Regions from separate parts of the Homo sapiens genome. Here all the other regions are linked to region 2. Evidence: chromatin contacts called from ENCODE Hi-C or POLR2A ChIA-PET data. All regions are on one chromosome and are shown on one strand. Each heading gives the region's core, a stretch centred on a gene start or an enhancer-like site at or near the end of the contact. The rest is flanking DNA. Distances are from core to core; before and after follow the strand shown.

The links. Hi-C counts contacts between places; a loop is a spot of excess contacts on that map. ChIA-PET counts read pairs that join two places held with the same protein, here RNA polymerase II (POLR2A). Pooled maps may share reads with other maps.
Region 1: a pooled map shows a loop between it and region 2 (4-fold over the local background). The contact joins the promoter of LINC02015 here to the enhancer-like site in region 2. A Hi-C loop is called at or near these places in 4 of 168 maps with a recorded cell type or tissue (ascending aorta, astrocyte of the cerebellum, endothelial cell of umbilical vein and 1 more) and 2 of 50 pooled maps. POLR2A ChIA-PET finds 5 or more read pairs at or near these places in 2 of 52 experiments (AG04450 and CD4-positive, alpha-beta T cell).
Region 3: a loop to region 2 is called in a map of IMR-90, with 3 times the contacts of the local background. The contact joins two enhancer-like sites. A Hi-C loop is called at or near these places in 6 of 168 maps with a recorded cell type or tissue (Calu3, IMR-90, ascending aorta and 3 more), 1 of 37 single-sample maps with no recorded cell type and 3 of 50 pooled maps. POLR2A ChIA-PET finds 5 or more read pairs at or near these places in 2 of 52 experiments (CD4-positive, alpha-beta T cell and OCI-LY7).

The regions. Positions count from the first base shown.
Region 1 is chr3:177,815,358-177,819,018 of GRCh38, forward strand. It overlaps LINC02015 (long intergenic non-protein coding RNA 2015), which reads left to right and starts at 1,508. Exons shown (of 3, transcript NR_110826.1): 1 at 1,508-1,639.
Region 2 is chr3:177,904,165-177,908,181 of GRCh38, forward strand. No RefSeq gene overlaps it. Among named protein-coding and RNA genes, the nearest start is that of LINC02015, 89 kb to the left of the region's middle. Within about 2 kb of position 2,092, at least 8 of the 41 ENCODE cell types and tissues checked have a DNase peak (open chromatin) inside an H3K27ac peak, as active enhancers do; they include IMR-90 and ascending aorta, where a contact is called at or near this core.
Region 3 is chr3:177,833,171-177,836,990 of GRCh38, forward strand. The region is part of intron 1 of LINC02015 (long intergenic non-protein coding RNA 2015); the gene reads left to right. Among named protein-coding and RNA genes, the nearest start is that of LINC02015, 18 kb to the left of the region's middle. Within about 2 kb of position 1,986, at least 5 of the 41 ENCODE cell types and tissues checked have a DNase peak (open chromatin) inside an H3K27ac peak, as active enhancers do; they include IMR-90, where a contact is called at or near this core.

The sequences.
Region 1 (3,661 bases), core at 258-2,757, 89 kb before region 2:
AATGCCATATGAAAACGGACTTAGTGCCAAAAACAGTTAAGGCAATTATTCTTACTCATGAAGGAAGCTAGAGAGTGTTCCTGCTTCTTTTATATATTGCTTGTTTCACTGACGCTATCATTCTCTCTGATTTTTATATGTGGCCTTGAACTCAACAAAGGTTTATATTAAAGATCTTCTATGTAAATAATTGCAAAATTAGACCAGAAGAGAAACTAATGGGCAACTATGGCGTTAGAAGCTTGAACCACTTTCACAGCCTGCAACACCTGTTGAGTCACGTTCATGCTCCTAGGTGTAACATTCAGGGTCTCCATCACCTGGTTTCTCTCTGTTCTCCGGCCTCATTTTAACCTACTTAGCTCTAAAACTTTTAGACTGTTTCATGCCTTTGAATATTTAATCATGCAGTACCCACTGCCTTGAATGTTTTGCAAACTTTTTTTTTTTTAACTTGAAAAACCTGCTATGATTCCCTCTAGTTCTAGTTCCAGGCATCATCTTCCCCAGGAAGCTTTTCCCTAATCTCCTTAGGAGTTAAGGGCCCCTTCCTTCTACCCCCACAGAATCCTGCACAAAATACTGTCTTATAACCCCTGATATTGTGTTGTATTTTCTGTGTAGGAGTCTGTCTCATCACCCAGACTCTTGAGTTACACAAGGGAAGGACATGTTTTATTCATTTTTGTAGATTTAGTACAAAAGAGTACATTATAATAGGGTGCCTAGTGCATATTAAGAAATCAATAAATATCCATTACTTTCTTTAAAAAAAAATGAATTGCTTACACTTATAAATCTATTGAAAGTATCATGGCAAGAAGCAAAGCTCTTAAAAACCATAAAGAAATTATGAATTTTTCAGGGTTTTTGGAATGTGGTTGCCACTTAACATTCAAACTATTAATAAAATACTAATGTGGGTATAAACTGAAAACTCAGGTGTGTTTTTCTTTAAATAAATTTGGTGCAAGGAAATCTGTGATTATGTTGTTAAAATTGAGAATTAGAAAGCGGTTCTTCATTTAATGAAGAAGACTTTCTTTATACAAAATAAGCCATAAGATTAAATGGTGAACTGCTTGTGGACATTAAATTGACTAAAAAAGAGGTTTAAATTCCCATACAAGGAATACGTGATATGCACTAACTTATGTATATCTATATCTTAATAGAATGTGTTGGGCACGTCTACAAGATTTTCCTTAAAATGTAGAAGAAGCCTAGAGTATAATATTTAAGAAAGATTACATATTATTCCAGTTAAAACTTTCAAATTAGGATTGATTGCCAAGACTACTTCAACTCATGTGGGGAAATTGGAGGAGTGTTTTGACGGGGGAAAAGACAAAACAGAAAATGCCAGAGCCCAAAATAAGTTCCCCAGAGAAGCTGGGAGTCTTTGCCTTGATTGGATACAGACTGGGAACTTTCTCATTGCTTTGGAATTTGGGCTAACGTCCAAAACTGAGGGTAACCTGTGACAATTGCATTGCACATTCTGAAGAAAGGTACTTAGACATGTTCCCCACAGGATGTGTTAAGGTGTTGGCCAATCATCAAATATTGTCACTCCAAAGAACACATTTAACAGCCGGGAAGAAAATTGTAGGAAAAGAGAGCACTTTGGCACGGAAGGGTAAGCTGCTATGTGACTTCGTCTTGATCCAAGAGAGGAAATTGAGAGAAAACCCTCTGGAGCAAAGGTGGTGAGGACAGAGAGGCTCACTAGTGGGGAATACTGCCATCTTACAGAGTTCGAGAAATTTCCTCAGAGAGTTTGAAGGGTGCCCTCTAGAGCAGGACTTTGCAAACTTTCTGTGATAAAGGACCAACCTGTTTCAATTTCCAGTCCATCATGGAGTGACAGGTTTATAGATTTACTAGAACTGAATTTTTAGAAAAATGAAATGGAAACAATGTTCAGAGGTTACATACTCTGTATTGTAACATCAAATTGCTATAAAAATTTCTGAACAGTACTCTTAATTCCTGCACTTATTTTGTCATGAACTGGTAACAGACTGTTAAGAATCAACATGAGTGCTGAGACCTCAGAATAAGTACCTCTATCCTACATCAGAACTTCACCCAGAGATCTGGTTAAAATGACAATTCTGAGCACTACTGCCAGTCCAAGCTCTCTGCTACTAAGAGGCTCCTGGGCGATGCCAGTGCTCTGGTCGGGGGCATTCTTTGTGTCCAAGGCTCTAGAGAAGTGCAGGCCGATAGAAATATGATGTGAGCCACACATGTAATTTATTTTTTAGTAGCCTATTTAAAAAACAGGGAAAGGAAATGGGTGATTAATTTTACTAATACATTTTATTTAAGCCAATATATCCAAAATATTATCACGTGGTTGATATAAAAATTAGTGATGAGACATCTTGCTCTGTGTGTGCGTGTGTGTGTGTGTGTGTGTGTGTTTTAATACTAAAGCTTTGAGATCTCAATTTGGACTGGCACATTTCAAGTGTTCAATGGACACATGTGGTTAATGGCTTCAGTGTTTAGCCAGGCAGTGCTTGAATGTGGGCAGCACAGGGCCTGGTGCCTGACTCTGCAGGAGAAATCACAGGTATGAGGTGGCTGAAGATGCGCAGCATGACAGAGTGAGGCCAAAAGGCAGCAGTGCTTGAAGTTTGAGAACATGATGGGGGAGGATGTGTTCATTTTCCTGCAGGACAAGTAGCACTGTGCAAGTTAGTGCAAGTTATTTGAAGGGCCTCCCACCATTTCACAGCAAGAGGGGTGCATGCTGGAATGAAGGAATCCCAAGCACCTTCTGGTACAGGAGTCAAGGTTCTTACAAAAGATTAACGAGAGAGTGTTTTGAATGCATCAGGAAATGTTAAATGTATGAGTCCCTGAAAGGGTCTCCAAAGAATTAACAGAGGTACTTCATGAAAAAGACTTCTTGGAACATCTGTCCTACACAGGGCATTTGACAACAAAGAAAGACACAAATGCACTTGAGCTGGGGAGGAAAAACATTGATTTCAAGAATAAATTGAAGTTTTGGTATCTGATTGGGTTAGAGTTTTTTGATTCCTGAAAATAAGTTCTATAGTACTTGAAAGTAAACAGAAAGTCGTGGATCTGCCCAAGAGGTCGTTGAGGGGAGAAGAAAACTCTGACGGTAGTTTTGAGAAAGGTTGTGGAGAGAGACTGAATTTTTTTTTGTCCAATTTGATTTATTAAATCGACCATCATCTGTGTGAGCTCGTGTTGCAAAAATGACAACACAGATCATTTAAATGCTTTGTCGTTCACATCTCTACTCGGCAGCCTGACGCTGACAACACTGCCAGGCACATGAAGCAATCCCTCCAAGATACATTTCAGATATTAATGTTTTGGTATTGTTAAATCATATTATTTTTATTTCTATAAATTTATCTTGTTCCCCATGTTAATGGCAGAAAGTTTCAAGTTAAAATCAAGGGTAAACACATTGGCTTAGGACTCTGTCTTCTTCTGAAAGGCCTAAGCCAGGAAGGTGGATACAATTGAAGGAAGCCAAGAGAAATTGGTTAGCCTGCTACTGGCTGCAAAGAATAGAATCCCAGAGGCCAAGTATCTAAAATGACAATAGTAACTTCTCCCATAGCTAAGACTCACGTAGGGTGAATCTCATGGCTGGTTGATACTGTGACTC
Region 2 (4,017 bases), core at 842-3,341:
TTGCCTTCAATAAGATCTCTGCATGTAAAAGAAAAATACTAGTACTAGTTATACAAAAACTTTGAAATAATATATCAGCAGGAGGCAAAATCAAAACAAAATAAGGCCTGGTGTGGTGGCTCATGCACTTTGGGAGACTGAGGTGGGAGAATTGCCTTAGACCAGGAGTTTGAAACCAGCCTGGGCAACATAGAGACCTTGTCTCTACAAAAAATAAATACACTAGCAGGGTGTGGTGGTGGATGCCTGTAGTCCTAGCTACTTGGAAGGCTGAGGTGGGAGGATCACTTGAGCCCAGAAGGTAGAGGCTGCAGTGAACTATGATCATGCCTTTGCACTCAAGCCTGGGCAACAGAGCAAAACCCTATCTTTAAGCAAACAAACAAACCAACAAAACAACAGGACCCCTGTCGTATCTCTCCCCATGAATAATATAACAGGCAATTTCTTGAATATTAAAACTGGTATTCCTTATAGATTATTACAGTGGCCTCACTTTAAACAGAAGAACCTGAAGCCCAAAAAGGTGAGGTCACTGCTTTAAATTAATAGTTAGAAAGCTGCAGAATCAAACAGACTCAGTTCTCTAGATTCCTAGCCCAGTTACATTTTTTTAGTATGACACTATCACCCTTAACAACAACCAACAAAACCCAAACTGCTTAAAACATTTTAATCCAAGGCAAATCTTTAGTTCTTCTGGTTTGCTGGAGTGGGAGGTGGGGTGGAGGGACTGGGGAAACAGTAGGATGAGGCAGTGGAGATTTAACATTCTTGTATGTGCTGGAGTGCTGTGCTAGGTGCTTCCATTTTTAATCTCTTTAAATGCAAGAACTTTGTGAGATCAGTGCTATTCCCTCCATTTTCCAGGTGAGGAACCATGAGTCTCAGAGAAGCTAAGAAGTTTATCCAGACACCCACATTTTTGTGAGTGGTGGACTTAAGATTTGAACCTGTTTTGGTTTCCAAGTTCTTTGGTCTTTTTACTGTTCCTTAATTGTTGCCTGTTACAGGATGCCTTGCATTTCTTCATAAATGAGTCCAATTTTTGCCTGCCACCTGGTTTATATGACTGTCCAGATTGATTTTTCTTTTAAATTTACATTTTGCAACTGTAGGCTTTTTTCCTTTCCATTTACCTCCTGCCTCAGTCATGAGGTTGGAAAAAATGAGAAGTATGCTGGTTTTGTTTGGACTGAGAACATTCCAAAATGTTTGGCTGCACCTCAAAACCCTGTTAAAATAATATTATTTATAACTTTCTGCTTGGTCAATTTTGTTTTAAGTTTGGCTATCTCCCATAGGAGGTTATTCTTTCTCCTTGATGGTAAGGTTTGCTGCTTGAAAGCCTTAATCTTAAACATTTTTCAAGTAAGACTCAGGTCCTTGCCTGAATACAAACTCGTTAGATAATAGCCCCAACCACTCTGAAGCAGTTCATTGCAGAAGCTCACTCTCAGCTGTTGTGGGTGGGGTGTTAGCAGAATGAATGCCATAGGTTTACATGTGAACCATCAGCCCTGCTCACAAAATATAATCTGTCCAGCACCGCGATAGGTTGCATTTTAGAGCTGGGCTTTAGTATGGTGTGACTGTTTACCAGAATGCCTTCTGAGGAATACAAAGTAATTTTTTTTTTTTTACATTCCTCCTCAGTAAGGTTATTGTTGTTAGCAGATTTATTTAGCTGCCCTAGCAGCTTAAGACATTTCATTGACTTTTGAGCAGACGATTTGATTTTTCAGGCACAGATGGGGGAAAAACAGCTAGCAGAATCATTAGAATGGATACCTACCACAAGTAGTAGGGAGGCAGGCTTTTAACAGGACATAGCTAAAGAGAAGACCTGTCTTTGCCTCAATGTGTAATTGAACACTGTCTAAAATTGATGGCAAAGCAATGTGAATTATAGGGGCCAAGGATTTGCTATTTAGAAACTTAAACAAATCTGCTTTTTCTAAAAGGCCTTTCTTTTTCACACAAAAACGATGGTCAGTGAAGTGGCAATTCTCAGTGAAACGACAATGCTTCTCCCTCAGGAGCAGCTACCCTCAAGGAAACAGAGCCAAAACACAGAGACTGAATCATTAACCTAAAAATGTAGTTACATAACTGCTAAAATTCCACACTTTGCAGGCCTGTGGCCTGACTTTAGCCTTTAGAGACATTCCTAGCCCAGTGGTTGCTAGTAGCCACTGCTCACATTTCTCCATCTCTCTGCCTCCCAGGAGCTAAACTCCTATTGATTTTCCCAGAACCCTGAGCTGTCTCCATAATAGAATGATTTGGTGGGCGTCCTGTCAAATGCAAAAGGAAGCCTCTGCCAGACTGAGCATTAGAACACGGTGTTTTTAAATAGAAATGTGAAATATCAGTGCAATTACAAATCAATAAAAACCCAGAGGGAAAGAGAATCTCATTTGAGGAAAGATCTTTAAGTTTTTTTCCTTTCTTTTTTCTCGTAATGAAAAATTAGATCAGGGAACCAAATTTATGAGGTAAAAACTGTCAACAAAGTATTCCTAGCTGTTGCTGAGGCTGAGAAAAAAGAAAGCTAAATCATGCATGCAGTGTGAGTATGTGAATGACACATTTTAATATATTAGGGAGTCAAAATACCTCTCATTTTTTACTTGTGTTTTTGGCTGTTGCCCAAATCGTTATTGTTTTATTTATTTTGCTAATGTCATTCTCTTATGCCTTTTTCCAAATTCCATATTTTCTCCTAGGTTTGCTTTCCATATGCTGGATGATGTGTGTGGATTTTCAGTGTGTGTTTCAGAGTCTTAAAAGCTCATGCTAGCTTGCTTAACATACCTGCCATAACTCATGATATAGAACCCTATGGAGAACTGTGTTGCAACATGGATGCAGTGCCTATACTAAGGCACATTGCCAAGCTGAAGACTGTCAGAGAGCATCACTAACGGAGGTAAGCCAGTAGGGTCTAAAAATCTTCACAGAGAGAAGGTATGACCAGATGATAGTCCATTAAATTGCGTTGAGGTGCAGCACTATGTTCTAAATTGGTGTACCCCACGAATTTATATGTTGAGGCCTAATACCCAATGTGATAGTATTAAGAGGTATGGCCTTTAGGAAGTGATTAAGTCATAAGGTGAGGGCTTGACCCTTATGAATGAGAATAGTGACCTTATAAAAGAGGCTTGAGTGAGCTCTCTGGCTCTTTTTTGCCATGTAAGGATGCAGCAACAAGTCACCATCTATTAAGCCAATTACCAGACACCAAATCTACTGGTGCTTTGATGTTGGACTTCCCAGCCTCCAGACCTCTAAGAAATAAATCTCTGTTGTTTATAAATTACTGAGTCTAAAGTACTTTGTTATAGCAGCCTGAATAGACTAAGACATGCAGCAAGTGAATAGATCACTCACTGTAGCCTGGATCTCTCCTTCATTATGACAGGGTTGTTTCTCGTACTGGACATAGGTCACCTTTGCTAACCTCTTACAGAAATTCTAAACTTTGTGAGAGGAAATGCAGAAATGTGAGAGAAGAACAAGGAGCTATGTGAAGAAGAGAGATGGAAATGGATTGAGACTGTTGAAATAGGAGAAAATATCTTGGTTTTGACATCATTTCCAAAGAATCATAGTTATCAAATAAAAAATTTCACAATTATCCAAAATTATAATAAAAATTCAGTGGCTGGCAAAATGGCTGAATAGGATCAGCTCTGGTGTGCAGCTCCCAGTGAGATCCACACAGAAGATGAGTAATTTCTGCATTTCCAACTGAGGTACTTGGCTCATCTCATTGGGACTGGCTAGACAGTGAGTGAAACCCATGGAGGGCAAGCTGAAGCAGGGTGGGACATTGCCTTACCTGGGAAGTGCAAGGGGTCAGGGAACTCCCTCCCCTAGCCAAGGGAAGCCATGAAGGACTCTGACATGAAGACTGGTGCACTCCAGCCCAGATACTACGCTTTTCCCATGGTCTATGCAACCCACAGACCAGGAGATTCCCTCGGGTGCCTATGCCACCAGGGCCCTGAG
Region 3 (3,820 bases), core at 736-3,235, 71 kb before region 2:
GACAAAAACAAAAAACGAAATAACACCATCAAAGTTGATTTGAGAGGGATTATAGGTATTTGACAAATCATGCCAGTAATAAAATATCTATTACCCTTGAAAGCATACTCTATTTTTATCTTTGTGTGTGTTATTACTGATGGAAATCATAGGAGGTTCTCATTTTAAAAAACCATGTGTGCTATTTAAATATATGATTTTCATGGGGCCCAGAGGCTTGAAGGAAAAGAGATGTTAGGCCAGAGAAGAGAAAGCTCCTGAGAGCTTTGTAGAAAGAGAACTGGAGACTGTATTCAGTGAGAATATTATATTGCAATTGACAAAGCTATTCATGAAAAGATATTTGGTTATGGTTGCCATGGCAGTAGGAAACACCTGAAAAAAATCAATTAAGACTTATCTTGGCAGGGATTCAAATGCAATCCTTTATGCACGTGCAGAAGAAGACAGGAGATGTAAATACTTGCAGAAAGACAGCTTTATCATCACGTGGTCCCCTCAGAAAAACCCTGGAATATGAGAAAAATAAAAGTTTAGCTCTTTTATGTGCATAAAATGACACTGTGCTATAAAGCATTTTTTATAGGAAACTCATTCTTACAGTGGAAAGGATGCATATAATGGGTGGTGCAGGCTTATTGTTTTAGGGTTAGCAAGAAGGTGTGTGGGCTCCAATGTCACAGTGCCCAAGGTCCAGATACCTGGTATTCAGGGGCTGGGAATTCAAAGCTTGCTTCTTCAACTATTATGGAGACAGCTTCAAATCCAAAATTAGTGGACCAGATGTCTAAGAGTCCAGAATGTTGAAACTGCTTTCTGAGTATCATTTTGTGGGAATAGGGTGGGTGGATATAGTTTTTGGTAACCTAATTTATTAAAGGGCATAGATATAGCATGATGCTTGGGAATAATAATGTTAATAACCTGATTTTCAATTTATAGCAAACCAACCCCTATGAAATATTATACGGCTTGGTTTTAGGCTTATATAGTGTTATTTTCTCAGGGGGGAAATGATATTCATAGGATGTTTAGTAATTATAGGCAATTAACAAGAAATTTTTAATTTAATGTATTTATTTATTTATTGAAAAAATATTTATTTACTACTTATCACGTGTCAGGCACAGTACAAGGGCCTGGGAATAGAGCAGTGAATCAGAAAGACATGATTGCTGCTCTCAAGTTTTTTATCATTTTATAGAGAAAGTGGCGAAAACAAACAAATAAAGAAACAAACAAACAAAGAAAAAAGGCCAATTTCAATTCTGGCCTAAGCAGTGTTAAGTAGGGAAATGTAGGGTCCAAGGAGAACAAAGAGGAGGGTGGTGTCTGACAGGGTGACATTCATTCTAGCAGAGGGAACAGAGACCAAAGACAACATGGAACATGGACCCAACATCACAGATCAACTCCAAACAGGACAGTGTGATGGGATCCTGTGGAGTATAAGTGGGAATGATGAGAGGTGAGACAGGCAGGCAAGCAAGACCAGAGAGTTGAAGTGCTAGTAAACTACACTGACAAGCTTGGCCCCTCAGCCCAACCAGAATCCATTCAAAGGTCTCAAGCAAGGGAGCAACATGGCCTGATTTGCAATACCTGCTGCTGTTAGCTTTAGTGGTTTTGAAGCAGTGATTTTGGAAAAATCAATCGAATGATTTTCATTCTGAAGTATTTTGGCTGCTAACTGGGACTTCCATTGTGTGGTCTAAGGTGAGTTACTTTACCTCTCTAGTATCCCGTGTTTTCCTCTACATGGGCCCTTTTAGCTTTGTTTCTCTATGATGCGATTTCTCAGTTGTGTTTGTTTTTTGTTGATAGACACACTTGCTTACAGTGTGACTACACATGCACCCAGGAGTGAATTATCTTTGATTACTTGAAGTTCTGCCCTATCCACCAGCTGGCTGGTCTAAAACCCTTTAAACTCCTTTACTCTCACCATGAGGTCTTGCCTCCCAGTAGGATTAAGCCAGGAGGGCAACCGCGCCTGTCAGGGAGAAGGATGTGGGTTTGCCTGAGTCACTGTGTGTGAGAGTGAATGATGGTTTTAGGAAGTAGCCATAAAGCATTGGGAGAATGGCTGTGAATGGCTTTCATATTCTCTGCTCTGTTTTTGATTACACCAAAGACAGCTTGTTATTGAGTAGCTTATAGCATGTGGCTATGTTTTAAGTACTTGAGTAACACAGTCAAAATAAACCAGCTCACTCTGTTTGGTGAGCAAGTCTAACAAACATATAAAGAACATAAATGTACTTCTTGTAAGTCACAAATATATCTAGAAGTTAAAAGGAAGATCAGAATATGTTAGTTGGTCTTAGAATAAACTTTCCCTTAAGGGTTTGGTTTATAATGTGGGCGTGAAATTCAGTTTTCTTATGAACAATTTTACATTATCGTTAATAATGAACAATTTGTTAAGTATTAGCATCAACAATGTGATATAAATAACACTGTGTGTTTGATGTTGGTGTACAGGTGATTGGTGTACTGAAGAAAGGTAACGATGTATTTATTCAGTGTTGCTATGTATCTAATATAAATTAGGTATTTGGCATAATCAGATGAAAAAACTGTTGCGCAGAAGTTCATTCTATAATGCACAGTTAATTATTGCATAGTATAATAAGTATGGTATAAAATATACTTAATGGAACACAGGTAATGGCATTTAGCCTAGCTTTGTAGGTTAGGGTAAGAGGTAGTTAGCGGTGGGATTGTTACCTGTTTCTCCAATATTCTTAATCATTCAAGTCTAATTCCAGTCTAACTATGCCATATAAAAATCCCAAAGTAACCATGAGAATTTAGACATTAAGGGAAAATGAAATATTTAAAAGAATCCCTTGAATCTGGTCTTGTTGGGTTTCTTTCTGTAAAAATGAAGAGAATGTTCTGACTGGTCACTTAGTCATTCGTTCCTTCACTCAACATGTTCAAGTCTCTATGTTCCAGGCACTCTTCCTGGGCCTGTGGTTACAGAGATAAACAAGACTGACAAGGTCTTGGCTGTCATGGAGCCTAACTTCTAGGGGATCCCATGACTTAAGAACTCTACCTCCTCTCTTACATGAAAAAACAATCTTGTATTAAAATCAGACCTCTGTTAGATCTTGGAACAGTAAAAGTACATCAGTGGAAGAAATGGAATCTGAATAAATTTTGTAGTTTAGTAAACAGTATTGTAGCAATGTTAATTTCTCAGCTTTGATAATTGTATGATGGTTATGCAAAATGTCGACATTAAGGGAAGCTGGGTGAAGGCTCTAAGAAAATCCTCTGTACTATTTTGCAACTCTTCTGTATGTCTAACATCGTCTCAAAAAAGAAAAAAAAATCCTAACACTAAACAAATAAAAAACCTTGGGCCTTGATTATTTTACTTATGTATTTACAATGTACAATATCAGATCCTGTTAGGAAGTTTAACAAAAAATAACCCTGTGGGCAGCAGTGTACGTGAGTGCCAAGAAATGTTGGCTGAACTAGATTATTCACTGAAGATTAATCAAAATATTCCCGTCTTCCACAATTAATTTTGAAGATTCTACATGTTTGGATTGCCACCAAAACAAAAAGTGCCAAAATAGCACTGTCGTACACAGCTTTGTTACCTAAGAGACTGAAATGTAGCTCAAGTGTCCAGCTTGTTTCTTTAATGTGCATTAGGCGAGGCCCACATATCCACAGAAGTCATATAAATGAGCCACTTACAAGGCTTACCAATTCTTGCTCAATACCACAAAGACTGTGTGTCAAAGAGAATGGTTGTAAATTAAAGCTGACACACGGCAGCTGTGACCGTAGTCAGTGT